Regions from separate parts of the Homo sapiens genome. Here region 2 is linked to region 1. Evidence: read pairs that join two places in POLR2A ChIA-PET (ENCODE). Cell type or tissue: OCI-LY7. All regions are shown on one strand. Links, peaks and the distances in the headings refer to the core of each region. The heading gives the core; the rest is flanking DNA.

Region 1 (8,100 bases), core at 1,922-6,921:
AGCCTGGCAGAATTGCATCAACAACGTCAGTGATTTAAATTTAGTTTTACTTTAACTCATGGCCCTAACACCTTCATTCTCCAAAGACTCCATCCCTGACTAACAGTCTCAATTTCTATGTGGTTTTCTTTTTTACATGTCATGCCTAAGATGTAATGAGTAGTTCAGCCTTTACACAGATTATCAGGTGAATTTAGCAAATGGTACACACAGAAAGAAGGTCCTTTTCCAAAAGAGAGAGAAAGAGAAAGAGAGAGAGTGCAAAGAAATAAATTCTCCTGGTTATTTAGTGCTGGTAAAGAGAGTATCAATTAGCATAGCCCGTTTAAAACCATGATGGTGAAACCAAATTAGAGCCAGAAAATGTTCAATCTTTTTGACAGTCACTCCTGGAAATAACTCCTAGAAAAGTTATGTAAGTAGAATATTCATTCCAATGTTAACCAGAATGGGGAACAGAGGCTTATATGCATGAGAAAATAAGGATGTCCATTGTCATGTTGACTAAAACAGAAGAAGGGTTGTGAGACAAAAACTGGAAAAAACCTCAATATCCAACAATAGAGATATACTGCAGTAAAATAGAGTATCAATGTGATTACATGTGCAGCCATTGAAAATAATTACAAAACTTATTAAAAATATTTTTAAAATGAAACATTCGAGAATACAAAAGAATATGTACGTTTTAATTATAGTAATTTTAAAATATGTCATTCCCTGCTTCAAAGCCTTCAATGGCTCACCACACAATCTCCTTAATATGGCCATTAGGCCCACCTTTGTCTGGTCTCTACATACCCCTCCAACCTTAACTCACCCCACTCCCTAACTGCCCTGGCTCTGAGTGTTTAGAGACCTTAGAAATTGCCTAAACATGTCACCCTCAGTGATCATCTGAGGCATCACTTCTTTGAGAAGGCATCCGTGACCTTCCCCACAGCAAGGCTTTCTATGTCAGCACTATCACACTGCATTGCAATTGACTGTGCACTTTTCAGTTGCCCCAAGTGGACTGTGAGCTCCTTTTCATCTGAGATCTTGTCTATCTTTCTCACAGCTGTGTCCTAGAACCTGGCACAGTGCCTGGCATATGGAGGGGCTCAACAGATGTGCATTGGATGGATGAAAAAATAAAAGAATGATCAGTGAGTGAATCAGTGAAGGAACCAATGAGCAAATATCATTGCTACTAGCCTCTCTGCTTCCCACTTTGAGTGAATAGCTGAATGCATGCGGACCTGTGTTCAACGCGGCAAATGCAGACAAGAAGAGAAGATAAAACATAAGAACCTGTGAATATTGGGGTAATTGAGCTGACCTCATTTTCAAATAGTTTTTAATATTGCGGAGAGTTTTGGGAGGTAAGGGTGTAGCTTTATTGAGATATAATTCACATACCATACAGTTCACCCATTAAAATTGTAAAAAACAATGGTTTTTAGTATATTCACAGAATAATAAAATCATCACCCCAATCAATTTTAGAACAGTTTTATTACCACAAAAAGAGTCCCCCTACTGCCACATTCATTAGCTATCACTCCCCACCCAATCTACCCGTCCTCCTCAGCCCTAAACAACCACTAATCTTCAGCCTCTATTGATTTACCTATTCTGGATCTTTCATTTAAATGGAATAATCTGATATATGTTCTTTTGTATCTGGCTTCCTCCACTTAGCATAATATTTTCAAGGCTCACCCATGTTGTAGCATGTATCACTACTTCATTCCTTTTTATGGCTGAATAATATTCCATCGTATGGACATATCATCTTTTGTTTTATCTATTCATCAGTTGATGGACATTTGGGTTTTTTTACCTTTGGACTATTATGAATAATGCTGCTATAAACATTCATATATAAGTTTTTATATGGGCACAGTATTTTCATTTCTCTTGTGTATATAGCTAGGATGAAATTTCTGGTTCATATAGTAACTCCGTTTAACTTTTTGAGGAACTGCAAGGATGTTTTCCAAAGTGACTGCACCATTTCACATTCCCACCTTCAGTGTATGACTCCAGTTTCTCCACATCCTCACCAATGCTTACCCTTCTGGCTCTTTGATTATAGCCATCCTAGTGGGTATGGAATGGTACTGTGGTTTTAGTTTGCATTTCCCTGATGACTAATGACATTGAATATTTTTATATGCTTTTTGGTCATTTGTATATTTAATATTATTCAAAATCTTTTTTTCAGTTTAGAAAAATGTTTATAATGAGGAATAGTTTCTAATAAATAGGATGTACATAGGAGATCATTCTGAGCTTGTAGTGATAACCACCAAAGGTAAAAAGTACAAATAAGATGGCTTAATGACCTATACTGGACAAAAGAGATAGCAAGCTTCATTCCTGACTCTGGGCAAGTTTCCTAGCTTCTCCAAGCCCTGGTTTCAACATCTGTAAAATGGAATACTAACAATATCTATATGATAGGTCTGGTGTGATAGTTAAATAAAATTTACATGTAAAACACATAGCATAGTCCCTAGCAAACAGTAAGAACTCAATAAATCTTTGGTGTATGAAACTATGGTAATTAAAATTAATCATTTTTTTTAGCTACAGGACTTATGGGAGGCTTTATTATGCAAATTTGCATTATGATTCTCAAAGAAGAAAGAATTTGTTTCCTAAATTTAATTGATCATGGAATCCTTGTTTCATAGGTCGTCTGGCAGAGCAAGTTGTCTAGGAACATGCCCTGGGAAATGCTAATCTACCTCTTCTCTCTTTAACCGACCAGGAAACTGAGACCATGAAAAGAACTACCCAAGATATTTAGTCACTTGATAACAAATCCAAGGAGAGAACCCAAGTTCTCCTCTTCCCCTATTCTTCAATGAAATGCATGAACCCATCACCTTGAGAGTGGGACAAGAAGAAGCCTTGTGTCCACCTGCCCCATACTCCATCTGTTTGGTCCACAAGCTCGGTCCCCACCCTATCAGGCCCATCCTCATATTGTCATGGGCTGGAGCAAGAGTACAAATGGAGGCCCACGTGACATACGTCTAAATGTGTAACAGATGTAAGTCAAGTTGACAAACTGCTGAGGAATATATGTTTCATCCTCCTGCCTTGGCAAGTGAACCTTCATAATGACCTGAAAGGCCAAGTTGAAATTCAGAACCCCTCAGAGTTCCTCAGTGAGCGTGACCCATGAGAGAGGGGATCCTGGAGCCTGAGGCTGCATCCCACTTCCCGCCACCCCTGGCTCTGTCCCACACTGCAAGCACCTTGTTAACATGCAGATAGACCCCTCTGGCCACATGTCCAAACTTCATCCACAGGCTGTTGTGACAGCAACCTCCCAAACCCCTTCAGAACTAGGGAGTGTGCAGGCTGTCAGCAGGATGGACTCTCAGGAAGTCAGACCCAGGAAGAGACCTGGGAGTGAAGTTGGGTTCAGGGCTGTTTGGGCAGGAATATGGGGTCCCAGGCACCTGAAGTCTAGAGGGGCATGGGCTCTGAGTGGATGTTGTCCCTCAGTCCTGCAGACTGAATGCCCTGCAGGAAGAGGTATAGCACGAAGGGGGCCAGAGCACAGCTCTACCGGAGCTGCCCATGTTCAAGGGCAGTGCTGTTCACTCTGCCCATCTGAACGCCACAAGGATTGTTTCAGGGAAGATGCCTGAAAAGAAACATCTGTGAAAATCAGATTGCAAATCCCTTTCCTGAACCATGAGCTTTTTAACTGAAACAGCCCTGCAGCCCCACTGCAGGAGGGTCAGCCCAGAGATTCATGAGCAGCTGCACTGGGATGGCTTCATGTGACACACTGAGGCATCAAGAAGGGCATGCCAAGGTGACCTGGGGAGCCTTCTTTCAGGCCTCCACTACCCCCATTTGGTAAATTCGGGAAGATTAGTAAAAATTGAAAGGAGACTCAAGGCTCACATTATCTCTGGATGGTTTGCTACATGTAAATAATCAGAACTTGATGGTAGAAAGCAGATTGTCCATTATCATTAGTATGATTTCAGCCTGCTTTATGGCTCCTCAGTGAGTTGAAAACATATTTTTAGATTTAATATCAAAACCTGTCAGAATTTCTTTTGTTAAAGCTAACAGAATGATACAGGTCAGATAAATTATTATAAGAAATTTCATTAAGGAAGTGCCATATGTGGCACTATAAAAAAGACAGAGCAGCACATATGGCTAGGAAGAAGGGATGGCACTGTGTCCCCTGCACGTGCATGACACCGTCACGCCCTTCAGCCCCTGTCACTGTGGCCATACTTGAATGGGAAACCCCTCCTCCATCTCCATCCCTGCCTTATGCTGTCCTCTCTCCCCCAAAACCTGTGTTCTGCTGGTGCCCCAACCCCGGAAACCTGACAACCAATTTAATTTTTGTCTGCAGAGGACTTGGATAACAGGACTTCTGATATCCCAGGGAATGGAAACTTTCAAACAGGAGACAAAGAAAATGGATAGACAATTAAACGCAGGGCCCCAAGTCAGATTGAATGCTCTCTCTCTCTCTCCTGCTTGGTATCAGGGGTTAAGAACACCAGTTCTGGTATCAGACTAGCTAGGTTTAGGTCTTGATAAATCAAATCTCACCTTGAATTGTAATCTTCATAATCCCCATAATCCCCACGTGTCAAAGAAGAGGCCAGGTGGAGGTAATTGAATCATCGGGGCGGTTTCCCCCATGCTGTTCTCGTGATAGAGTTCTCACGAGATCTGATGGCCTTACAAGGAGCTCTTTCCCCCTTCACTCGGCACATTTCCTTCCTGCCAGAAGGTGCCTTGCTTCTCCTTCACCTTCCACTATGATTGTAAGTTTCCTGAGGCCTCCCCAGCCATGCTGAACTGTGAGTCAATTAAACCTCTTTCCTTTATAAATTACCCCCATCTCAGGCAGTTCATTATAGCAGTATGAAAATGGACTAATACAGGTCTCTACAACTCCTTCATGTGACAGTGTGCAGGCTGCTTCATCTCAGTAAGTCTCACTTTTCTCATCTGTAGTATGGGGATAATAATATCCATTTCTTCAGGTGCCCGCTGGGAAAACTAAATGAGAAAATGCGTGTTAAAGCACTTAGCATGATGCCTGGCAAAGAGTAAAAGTTCAATCCATATTTATAATTGTCTTCATTTGTATGTCATTTACAGACAATAGCTTTGGTGGAAAAACATACAATTTAAGTTAGGAAATCTGTATCTACCACTGGCTGTAAGACTTTGGCTAGTCGGTTCACCTCTCTAGACCTTCATTTCCTCATCAACAAATTGGGGATAATCCTACCCATCTGGCAGAGTTGTTTCAAGATTCAGGGAGCTACTGAATGGGGAAAGTGCTTGCAAACTATAATGTGATACGCAAGCATAATTTAATGTAATCATCTCCAAGCTATCCCCGAGCCTCTGAAAATGCTGGACAGTTGCCATTTATATGACTTTCTTCCAAATATGGACTGTCCAGGCAGTCGAGTAATAACTAAAAGCATCCTAAGAGTCTAATGATACAAAGCATCAAAACAAGTCAGAAATGTAGAAGCCCCGACTCAAAAGGGTCTGAGATGTACAGCAGAGGCGTGTTCACAAAGGAGCTGCCTCGCTGATTGCACTTAATAGCTTAGCATCCTTCAAATAGGTTATATATATATATTTAAAGCCCAGAAATTGATATTCAGCAGCACAGCTTCCTTTCAGGCCTAGAGTCTATAATAGTTTTGTCCCTTGAAATCATAGCTCAAGAGATAAACCAGTCTGGGCCTCTGAGATGCACAATGGCAGCCATGCTTGGCTAGCCAGATGCGTTCGAGTTTTGCTGATGGAGGATCTGACCACTTGGCTCGGATCATGGAATTTTTCAACCTTCTGGTCCCAGCTCTTGGCTAACTATTATGCCCTCGGAAGGCCCTTCCAGCCTGGTCCTTCTCCAAGGGTAAGTGAGCTGATTACTTACATACAACTCCTCTCTTGGACTCTGAGGCTTGGAGGGTGTTGAGCATTTTATCTTGAATCTCTTACTTTATGAAATCCTCTAGGATATATAAAACAGGAAAATGGAAAGGGAGAATGAGTGTTGAAGAAAAATGAAAGAAAGGAGGAGAAAACAAATGTTCTCCCTGACTCTGCTTCACCTCTTCAGGTGAAGGAGGAGGAAGGGTGCTGTCAAAGTTGCACCAGAGCCAGTTCTGAGAGGGAAGCACTTTGGGGAAGTAGCAGCCTGCACAGCTCAGGGGAGCTGCTGACTCCTGGAGGAGGTGGCCCCTGCCAACGCAGACCCAGCCTTAGCTGGACACAGAAAGGGCAGGATCTTTGGCTCCTGTGGTATCAGAAAGAGGTGACAGACACATGCCTGGAGCAGATTAACCTCAGGCAAAATGGAGAGAGAGGCAGAGCTGAAGTGGGATTACAGACCTCCTCTGCTCTGGTCTTTACCTCAGTTTCCTCTTAGCTGTGGGAAAAAAAAAAACAACCCTCGTGTGTAATTTGAACATTTCTATTCATTGGGTGGTGACTAAGGCTCAGCAGCCCTGAGCCTCTTCCAGCCTCAATTGCTGTCTCTCCTCAAGTTCTCTTTCCCTCCCCACCTGCCTCGCGATGCACAGGTTCCTTCCTTTCTCCTTTCTTTCCTCAGTCCTCTTGCTGCTGTCTCCACTTTCTCCTGCCTCAGACTCTTTCATTCAAACCCTTCTTTCCTGTTCACCCTCCTTCCTGCTCCCCCTCCTTCCTGTTCCCCTCTCCTTCTTGTTCCCCCTCCTTCCTGTTTTCCCCTCCTTCCTGCTCCCCCGCCTTCCTGCTTCCCTTTCCTTCTTGTTCCCCCTCCTTCTGCTCCCCCTCGTTCCTGCTTCCCCCTCGTTCCTGCTTCCCTCCTCGCTCCTGCTTCCCCCCTCGTTCCTGCTTCCCCCTCGTTCCTGCTTCCCCCCTCCTTCCTGCTTCCCCCATCCTTCCTGCTTCCCCCTCCTTCCCGCTTCCCCCCTCCTTCCCGCTTCCCCCCTCCTTCCTGCTTCCCCCTCCTTCCTCGCTCCTGTCCCCTTCTCTCTCAGTTCCCCTCCTCCTCTGTCCTTTTGCTGTCCTAGTCTACCTTTCCTGTTCTTGTCCTACCGCTTCAAGATGCCCTGGTGGGGACTTTCTGATTTCTCTGTTTCTGGCTTCTAGAACTTTGAAGGTAATTAAAATCATATTCGTATATGTATCTGTCAAAAGTCCCCAATATTGGTGGGGAAAGAATTAGGCAGGGGAAATGGTGATTCATGTTTAAATAAGTAAAATAAGTATAATAAAACCACTTTATAGTAAATTTTCTAAGATTGCAGACTACTTTTTATATTTCTTGTGGTTTCCATAGAGCCTAGCATTGTGCCTAACACATAAAAAATGCTCAATAAGTATTTGTTGAATGAGTGCCTCAACCAATGAATGTATGAATATGGAAACAAAATGTGGTTTATTTCATTTAAGCACATATAGCCACAGTGTCAATTGAGCCAGAAAGCAGGGATGTATGTCTTTAAAGAATCTTGGAAATCCTTGATGGAATGTACCTATTCACTTATAATTAGCATAAGTATTATTAAAATGTTGCCCTCTTCAATGGGCTAACATTTTCCTTGTTTACATTACTAATTTTCTTGGCAAGCCTTCTTTCACAAATACAGGTCAATCCCAGCTACAAGTTCTGTACACAAAGCCGCTGACTCTGCTGGTGTCCCGTGTTGACACTGGATTACTTTACCCATCTCCTCTGCACCTAACTGGTTCATCTGCAGGATTCATCTAACTCATCCTTTCACAAATGTTTCTCTTATGCTTCTTTGTGCTAATCTTTATGCTGAGTACTTCACATATATCATCTCATTTAATTCATACAACCTCTGAGGAAGGCATATTATTATCCTTACTTTTCAGATGAGGAGCCTGAAGCTAAAATTGATCAAGTATCTTCACCAGTTTTCCCAGTTTGCCTACCACAAAAGTAGTTCCTGGCATGCAGGCCTTGTGGTTTTCAAACGAGGACGGTCCCAGGCAAGCTGTCCCAGTTTGACTGGGACCGGGGAATTTCCCAAGACATGGGACTTTCAGTGCTAAAGCTGGGAATGCCCTAATGCACACTGGAAGAGT
Region 2 (8,100 bases), core at 1,037-6,036, 280 kb before region 1:
GAGGCTGAGGCAGGATGGTTCTCTCTTGGGGTGTCCTCATGTGGCAGTGAGGGCAAGGCAGCTCCTTTTGACTTCTTTTCATTAGGGCACTAAACTTATTCATTAGGGCTCTTCTCAAAACGCATCACCTCTTACTACTATCATATTTGGTATTAGGTTCTAACATATGAATTTTGGAGGAACACCAACATTCAGACCATAGCAACAGTATTATTCAGTGTCTAAAATGTGGAAAGGGAGAAGTTTCATCTCATTGCATAATGCTTATAGAGGAAACAAAAAAAGGAAGAAAATAAAAAGGAAATGGAGAAATAAAAGCTTTCACATTCAATTGAACAATTCTTCTCTACATAAAGCCGCCATGATTATGTTTTTAAACTATATTTTGGACAATTTCCAGACATCCTTAGTTGAGGTGCAGAACTATATGCAGTTTAAACACATTTAATAATTGCATGTATATAATATGTGCCCTATCTCTTTAAGAACTTGCTTTTTCTTTCATCTTTCATCAGCACACTACTGGGAATGAGGGTGGGAGGTGGGGGTAAAGACAAGTACATTAAAAATCCAGCACAAAAGTAGAGAGGACAGCAGAGTCAAAGTTTATATTCATAATTATTTCCTTAGATGGAAGCATTTTATGCTATATATTAACCCAATTTGCAAGTCAGGTCACCTGTGTCATTTATGTTTTGCACACAAAGAGATTTCCATGTGCTACAGAGCAAATACTAATAATGAAATCAGAGTGCCCTAATAATAACTTTCAAAGCAGGGACCAGCTATTGTTTTTAGCTCTGACAATTGTGATTCCCTAGGTTAGGCCAGCAACTGTAGTAGGGCAGCAGTAGGTACCACAAGGGGTAGAACTGTGACTGTTTTATTTACCCTTTTACTTCTGGTACTAGTAAGTATTTCTTGACCTACCGAAGGAGTTAGAGTTGTCCTTTCTTCATTTCTGCTATTTTCTCTGCCTTTTTTTCTCATGATAATTAGTTACCTTAATTCTCACTCCCTTCTCTTTCTTTGTACTATTGTTAATTTTTTTATTAATTTAATTTATTAAATTTCTCCTCTCACATCAATCCATATATAACCACCTTTTTCTCACCCTCTCATCATAAAGGAATCTAAGAGAGCATAGCCATAGAAAAATGAATCACAAACCTAACCAAACTAGCAACAAAAACAATAAATGTTGCATTTTTTTCATGAGGATAGGGACTAGATACTCAAAAGGATAGATATTATGTTCTTTTCATTGGTAGTGGGCTGGCGTATTCCACATGCACACGGAGTTTGAGAAGTTTTTGATGTTGACTATTTTTTTCCATAAGTTATTGGGATTCAGGAGGTATTTGGTTACATGAGTAAGTTCTTTAGTGGTGATTTGTGAGATTTTGATGCACCTATCATCTGAGCAGTGTACACTGCACCATATTTGTAGTCTTTTATCCCTCACCCTCCTCCCATTCTTCCCCCCAAGTCCCCAAAGTCCATTGTATCATTCTTATGCCTTTGCGTCCTTATAGCTTAGCTCCCACATATCAGTGAGAACACGCGATGTTTGGTTTTACATTCCTGAGTTACTTCACTTAGAATAATAGTCTCCAATCTCATCCAGGTCACTGCAGATGCTGTTAATTCATTCCTTTTTATGGCTGTGTAGTATTTCATCATATACCACAGTTTCTTTATCCACTTGTTGATTGATGGGGATTTGGGTTGGTTTCATGATTTTGCAATTGTGAATTGTGCTGCTATAAACATGCGTGTGCAAGTGTCTTCTTTGAATAATGACTTCTTTTCCTCTGGGTAGATACCCAGTAGTGGGATTGCTGGATCAAATGATAGTTCTACTTTTAGTTCTTTAAGGAGTCTCCACACTGTTTTCCATAGCAGCTGTACTAGTTTACATTCCCTCCAGCAGTGTAGAAGTGTTCCCTGATCACCACATCAGGAAACTTTGGTCACATTTTTGGAAATGTGAAATGCTCTGGAAAGTCTCAGCAATAGCATTGAACAAGTAGAAGAAAGAAATTCAGAACTCAAAGACAAGGTCTTCGAATTATCCCAATCCAAGAAAGACAAAGAAAAAAGAATAAGAAAATATGAACAAAGCCTCTGAGAAGTCTGGGTTTATGTTAAACAACCAAATCTAAGAATAATCAATGTTCCTGAGGAAGAAGAGAATTCTAAAAGCTTAGAAAACATATTTGGGGGGTAATCGAGGAAAACTTCCCCAGCCTTGCTAGACACCTAGACATCCAAATACAAGAAGCACAAAGAACATCCAGGAAATTAATCGCAAAAATATCTTTGCCTAGGCACATTGTCATTAGGTTATCCAAAGTTAAGACAAAGGAAAGAATTTTAAGAGCTATGAGACAGAAGCACCAAGTAACCTTTACAGGAAAACCTATCAGATTAACAGCAGATTTCTCAGCAAAAACCCTACAAGCTAGAAGGGATTGGGGCCCTATCTTCAGCCTCCTCAAACAAAACAATTATCAGCCAAGAATTTTGTATCCAGCGAAACTAAGCATCATATATGAAGGAAAGATGAGGTATTTTTCAGACAAGCAAATGCTGAGATAATTTGCCATTAACAAGCCACCACTACAAGAACTGCTAAAAGGAGCTCTAAATCTTAAAACAAATCCTGGAAATACATCAAAACAGAACCTCTTTAAAGTATAAATCACTCAGGACCTATAAATCAAAAATACAAGTTAAAAAGCAAGAACAAAAAATAAAAATAAACCCAAAGCACACAGCCAATAAAGAGCATGATGAATGCAATGGTACCTCACATTTCAATACTAACATTGAATGTAAATGGCCTAAATGCTCCACTTAAAAGATACAGAACTGCAGAATGGATAAGAACTCACCAAACAACCATCTGCACCCTTCAGGAGACTCACCTAACACATAAGGACTCAAAAAAATTTAAGTAAAGGGTTGGAAAAAGACATTTCATGCGAAAGGACACCAAAAGCAAGCAGGGGTAGCTATTCTTATATCAGACAAAATAAACTTTAAAGCAACAGCAGTTAAAAGAGACAAAGATGGACATTATATAATGGTAAAAGGCCTTGTCCAACAGGAAAATATCACAGTCCTAAACATATATGCACCTAACACTGGAGCTCCCAAATTTATAAAACAATTGCTGATAGACCTAAGAAACGATGTTGATAATTATGATAGTTCAGGGGAGTAGGAAATTGAAATAATCAGAGAAGGAAATGAGGTCTGATCTACATCTGCCCGAATTGTATCTGCCAGAATTGTATCTGCACCAAACCAATTAGTTTTACCCACATCTATGAGATTTGAATGTAAATCACTAGATATGCAACATTTGGTTATCCTCACAACTTCAAGAAGGCTACACTAAAATCATCTCAAGGCAGTATTCGGCCCTGTGCTTAAAGATCCCCAGAGAAGGAACATTTCCAACTGCCAGGTACCAGGAAGTTTTTCCTAAGCCTAACTATAATTCTCTCTTCTGTAATATAAGCCCAGATACTACCCAGCTGACTAAAACAGCTGCTTATCTTCATCTGGAGAATATTTATTTGCCAATTTGAAGAATTGTTTTTGTAGTTTCCCTCCACTTCAGCATTCCCTGGGCCAAGTGATCTTAGTTGCCTTAGCTTTGCCTATTTTGTGACCTTTTTGACAGGTTCATGCCTGCCATTCCCAAGTACACTGTATTTCACTTAATACCTAAGAATAAACGAGGTAGAATTTGGGAAGTGCTGAGTCAAGTGTCTGGGTAACCTCCTGGTTTCTCTTTGCTGCAGTTCTTTATTCATCTTGTGTTACCAAGCTTCATTTTTCCACAGTAGCATTATTTTGCTACTTCCTCATAAGTTTAGGATCCATTCTTATATTTAGAGCTTTCCCGTCAAACTTAAGCCATGTTTTCCTCATCTTCTAACTTAAAATTATGTCTCCTGGATACATTACTATTCTATTGTCACTTGGCCTATGACTTAGGGGTTTAGACCTCATTTTAAACTTCTACCTATTTGACGTTAGGAAAATCCCATAGTACTTTTTCAGCAGAATAAAATGTCTGGGGGAAAGAAAAACACCTTAGAGGTGGTAATATCTGAATTGTAGAGAAGTTTACAGAACTCTTTCATTATCCAGATGATGAAACAGGCTTAGAATGATTAAACAATTTGTCCCAGGTCACAAAGATTCTTGGGAACAGAGGCAGGATTGAAACCAAGATCAATTGATTCTCAGTTGCATGCACTTTCTACAATACACTGAAGCCTTTCAACCATACCTCATGTATAATAACAAAGTTAACAAGCTAGGATTGCCGATGAGAATGATATGAAAATTAGAAGTTTAAAGGAATTTAACAGAAAACTGCTTTTGTTGTAAATTCCACAATCTTATCAGTAAATAGTATGGATTATAGAACTAGACTTCCATTTTTTTTGTCCTTTTTTGTTTTCTGTAGGCAAGGCCTTGCTCTGTTGCCGAGGCTGGAGTTCATTGGTGTGATCATAGCTCACTGTAACCTTGAACTCCTTGGCGTAAGTGATTTTACTGCCTCAGCCTTCCAAATAACTGGGTCTTATAGCCATGCACCACCACACACAACTAATTTTTTTTTTATGTTTTATTTTGTAGAGACAGGGTCTCCCTATATTGCCCAGGATGGTCTCAAACTCCTGAGCTCAAGTGATCCTCCTGCATCGGCCTTGCAAAGCACCTGGATTACAGGTGAAGCCCCCAGGCACAGCCCATCCTGTATTAAACTAGACAAATTTATGTATTTTAGTTAGCCAGGAAAAAAAAAAGCTACAAGAATCCTTTAATTAATTAAAATGGGTCCTTCCCACTAAATTGTCTTTTATTTTAAAGCTTATTATATAAATCTTCAAGTGTGTGCAAATATAGAAATTACAGAATATTGAATCTAGATTCAGCAATTGTCAACATATAGTCAACCTTGTTTTATCTATAATCCCAATGTGACCCAAAATTATTTGATGGAAATTTCAGGCATCATATTATTTCATCTGTAAATATTTCAGTGTATATTTCTCCAAGATAAAGGTACTTGTTTTAAACCATAACAAAAGTTATCACAGGCACAAATATTAACAATAATTTCTATTTACCATGTACACCATCACAAAATTAATATCATCAAATAGCCAGCCAATGTTCATATTTCTTTGATCTTCATATGTGCACATGTATATATAAGTTTGTATGTTTGATCAAGATCAAAATAAGGTTTTGTAATAGAAATGCAATTGCAATATAAGTAATTAACTGATATGTCTCTTAAATCTCTTTTATTCTACAGGTTTTTTTTCTCATTTTTCCCCTTGTAATCTTTTGTTGAAGAAACCAGGGATTATTTTTGCCCTGTATGGTTTCTGTGGTCTGCATTTGGCTGAAAACGTCCCCATGATGTCACTTAACATTCATCTGAGTCTTGTATTTCCTATAAATTGATGGTTATGTCCAGAGGCTTGATCAGATTCACTGGGGGCCGTGAGAGACTACTTTATAGTATTGTATTATTCTATCAGGAGATAAGCTGTTATTAACTATTGCTGAGGTCTGTTAATTCATTAGGAATTGCAAAAAATATATTTTACTTTATTCGCTAGAATGTTTCTAAAGAACATTCCACTTGTTAACTAATTGCCCACTTGTCAGTACTTTTGTCAATATCTCATTCGTAACTGCTTGTCTATAGCTTGTACTTTTAGAGATTACTCAGTAACGGTGCAGGAACTCAGGAACATTCTATAAGATAGAATTTTCTAGAACATTCTATAAAATAGAATGTCATCTTTTTACTTAAATATCATTTGGGCTAGATATAAAGTCTCTGGCTTACACTACATTGTCTTCTGCATAAAATGTTGCTGTCAAAAAGTTTGATAATAATCTGAGTTTCTTTTCATTATAAATGACTTGGTCTTTTTGCCTGGAAACCCCAACGATTTATTAGTATTATAAAAAAGAAACTTTTAGCTGTAAAACTATTAAAGTCTCCTAGTTTTGTTAGAGTATGTCTCAGCAATGGCTGTTATTGGTTTTTTTTTCCAGAGACATGATACACTCTTTCAATGTGTAATATCGATCATATTTCTTTTAAAAAACAAGTTTAGTATTTGTTCTGTTTCATTGCTCTGATTTTCTTCTTCTGGAACTCCCATATGTGTCTCTCTGGCATACTTTCATCATCTGTAGAGAAGTTATTCTGCCCTTTCTATTTTGTCTTATAATGCCTTTGTATGGACAGTTTTATTCTGCTGCTCAGTTGGTTTCAGTGAGTAAGTGTTTCTGTACTGTGAGAAGGGAGGTGCGGGCAAGAATAAATTTTTTTGATTCAGAACTCTAGAGCTCCCTCTTTTGAAAGGCATGATAAAAAAATCCTCATTCTTTGAAATGTGCTTTCCCTGCTCCTACCCCATTTTTAACTAGACCCTCTCTTTTCTGTATCTTATTGCTCCAGTCCTATTCAATTTGGATTCTCTTCCCAGGAGTTTCTCCATAGTGTGGAATAGGATCCTGTCTTGTTAGGGGGCTTTGGTTAAATGCTTTTAAGAATTTGTCTGGCCCAGATTGATCTAGCACCATAAGACCTTAATGAGTCACAGACACTGTGCACTACCCATAGTTGGATTAGGCAAAACACCCTCCCAATTCAGCAGCCATGTATGATTTATGCACATACATTCTGTCACCTCATTTTGCTTTAGATGTTGTCTGCGGGCCTTTGATTTTGCTATCTTAGTTGTTCTATTTTTGTAGAATGTAAGTACATCTATACTGTATCTGCCCAGAATTTTGCCCCACATTATCTTTTAAAAATAAGCAAATCAACAACAAAAAGATGATATAAGACATCATTTTGTGTGGTATTTCCAAGTCCTTAGCCATAAAACTTTTAACCTACAGTAGAACTGCAAGAGAATTGCTCATGATAATTCTAACACTTGGGCAATGCAAAATCTTGAACCATCAGAAAAAGAAAGTCTCTGACTAACTTTTAATTTACTAAAAAACTCATTTTCAATAAATAATTAGAACACTCTATTCTGGTGTTTAGTATTTTGACATTCTGAGGCTGTGAATGCTAAGAGTAACTGAGTTCTGTTCAACTAGTCCAATGTTTTCTAGGACCGAATTTCAACATATATGTTATAAAGACCTGTCTCAATATTTATTATGGTTAATTTACTAAGAATATGTTTACTGTATTTAGAAAGAATTTATAACTTCTGGTTTATGGAAAGCATGTTGATTTTTCTTTTTTGTCACATTGATTTTTCAATTGATTTTTCTCAGAATAATCAGAAGTGCATTTCTCTGAAGTGTGTCTTTCCTAAAGGTGAAATTTACCTTACAAATCAATGGCAACCATAAGGTTATGGTAAAAGGGGTGAGTAGGGGGGAAATTGGGAGAACTCCTGGAATTCAACATCCAATACAATTTGAATTATTGTTTTCTGAAGGAAAATTAAAATGTTCATTAAAGGACAGAAGAACTGAATATTATTTAAAAATTATAATATCTAGGAAATAATATTCAATAAATTATATTGAATAGTACATTAAGGAATTTGAGTTACATATCTGTATTTGTAAAAAGTTAAGGTATTCTTCTAAACAAATCTAGGTCACATAGGGGCATTGAAAACTCTCAAAATTGAGAAACAAGGACCCTCCCATAAGCAGCAAAAGTCCTAAATAAGTAGAATTTAATAAATGCCTGTTCCTGATGCTTGGGTACTTAAAATGGCACATCAATAATAAACTCTTAAGTCATTCATTCAAGATACATGTATTTTATATGTCAAGCCCCGTTCTTAACACATAAGGAAGTTAATATGATGTTATCCCTGCATTTGACAAATATGGTCTAGTAGATTAACCAGGAATGTAAACAGATTCATAAAATGTCATATGATATGTTTCAAAATGGAAGCAGCACACAGTAAAGAGGATAGAGATATCACTTCCTAGTACTCACAGAGAGGTGATTAATAAGGTCCCGAAAGATTGGAAGTGTGACAAAGAGGAAAGAGTATATTCAGTGGA

The links. ChIA-PET counts read pairs that join two places held together with the same protein. Peaks named below come from ENCODE experiments on the same cell type or tissue, not always from the same donor. Only the 100,000 strongest peaks of a DNase experiment are listed, where the experiment ranks them.
Region 2: POLR2A ChIA-PET joins it to region 1 with 5 read pairs; 2 of 35 experiments call an interaction of 5 or more read pairs at or near these places.

Annotation. Positions count from the first base shown.
Region 1 is chr10:88,118,900-88,126,999 of GRCh38, reverse strand. It overlaps LOC105378416 (a long non-coding RNA gene), which reads right to left and starts at 6,687. Exons shown (of 3, transcript XR_946178.3): 1 at 6,570-6,687; 2 at 5,939-6,016; 3 at 1,356-5,040. In OCI-LY7, for the core only: no CTCF peak of the experiment used is centred there; DNase peaks (open chromatin) are centred at 4,219 and 6,199; H3K4me3 peaks cover 939 bases; H3K27ac peaks cover 1,912 bases.
Region 2 is chr10:88,400,430-88,408,529 of GRCh38, reverse strand. The region is part of intron 4 of RNLS (renalase, FAD dependent amine oxidase); the gene reads left to right. Among named protein-coding and RNA genes, the nearest start is that of RNLS, 180 kb to the left of the region's middle. In OCI-LY7, for the core only: no CTCF peak of the experiment used is centred there; no DNase peak of the experiment used is centred there.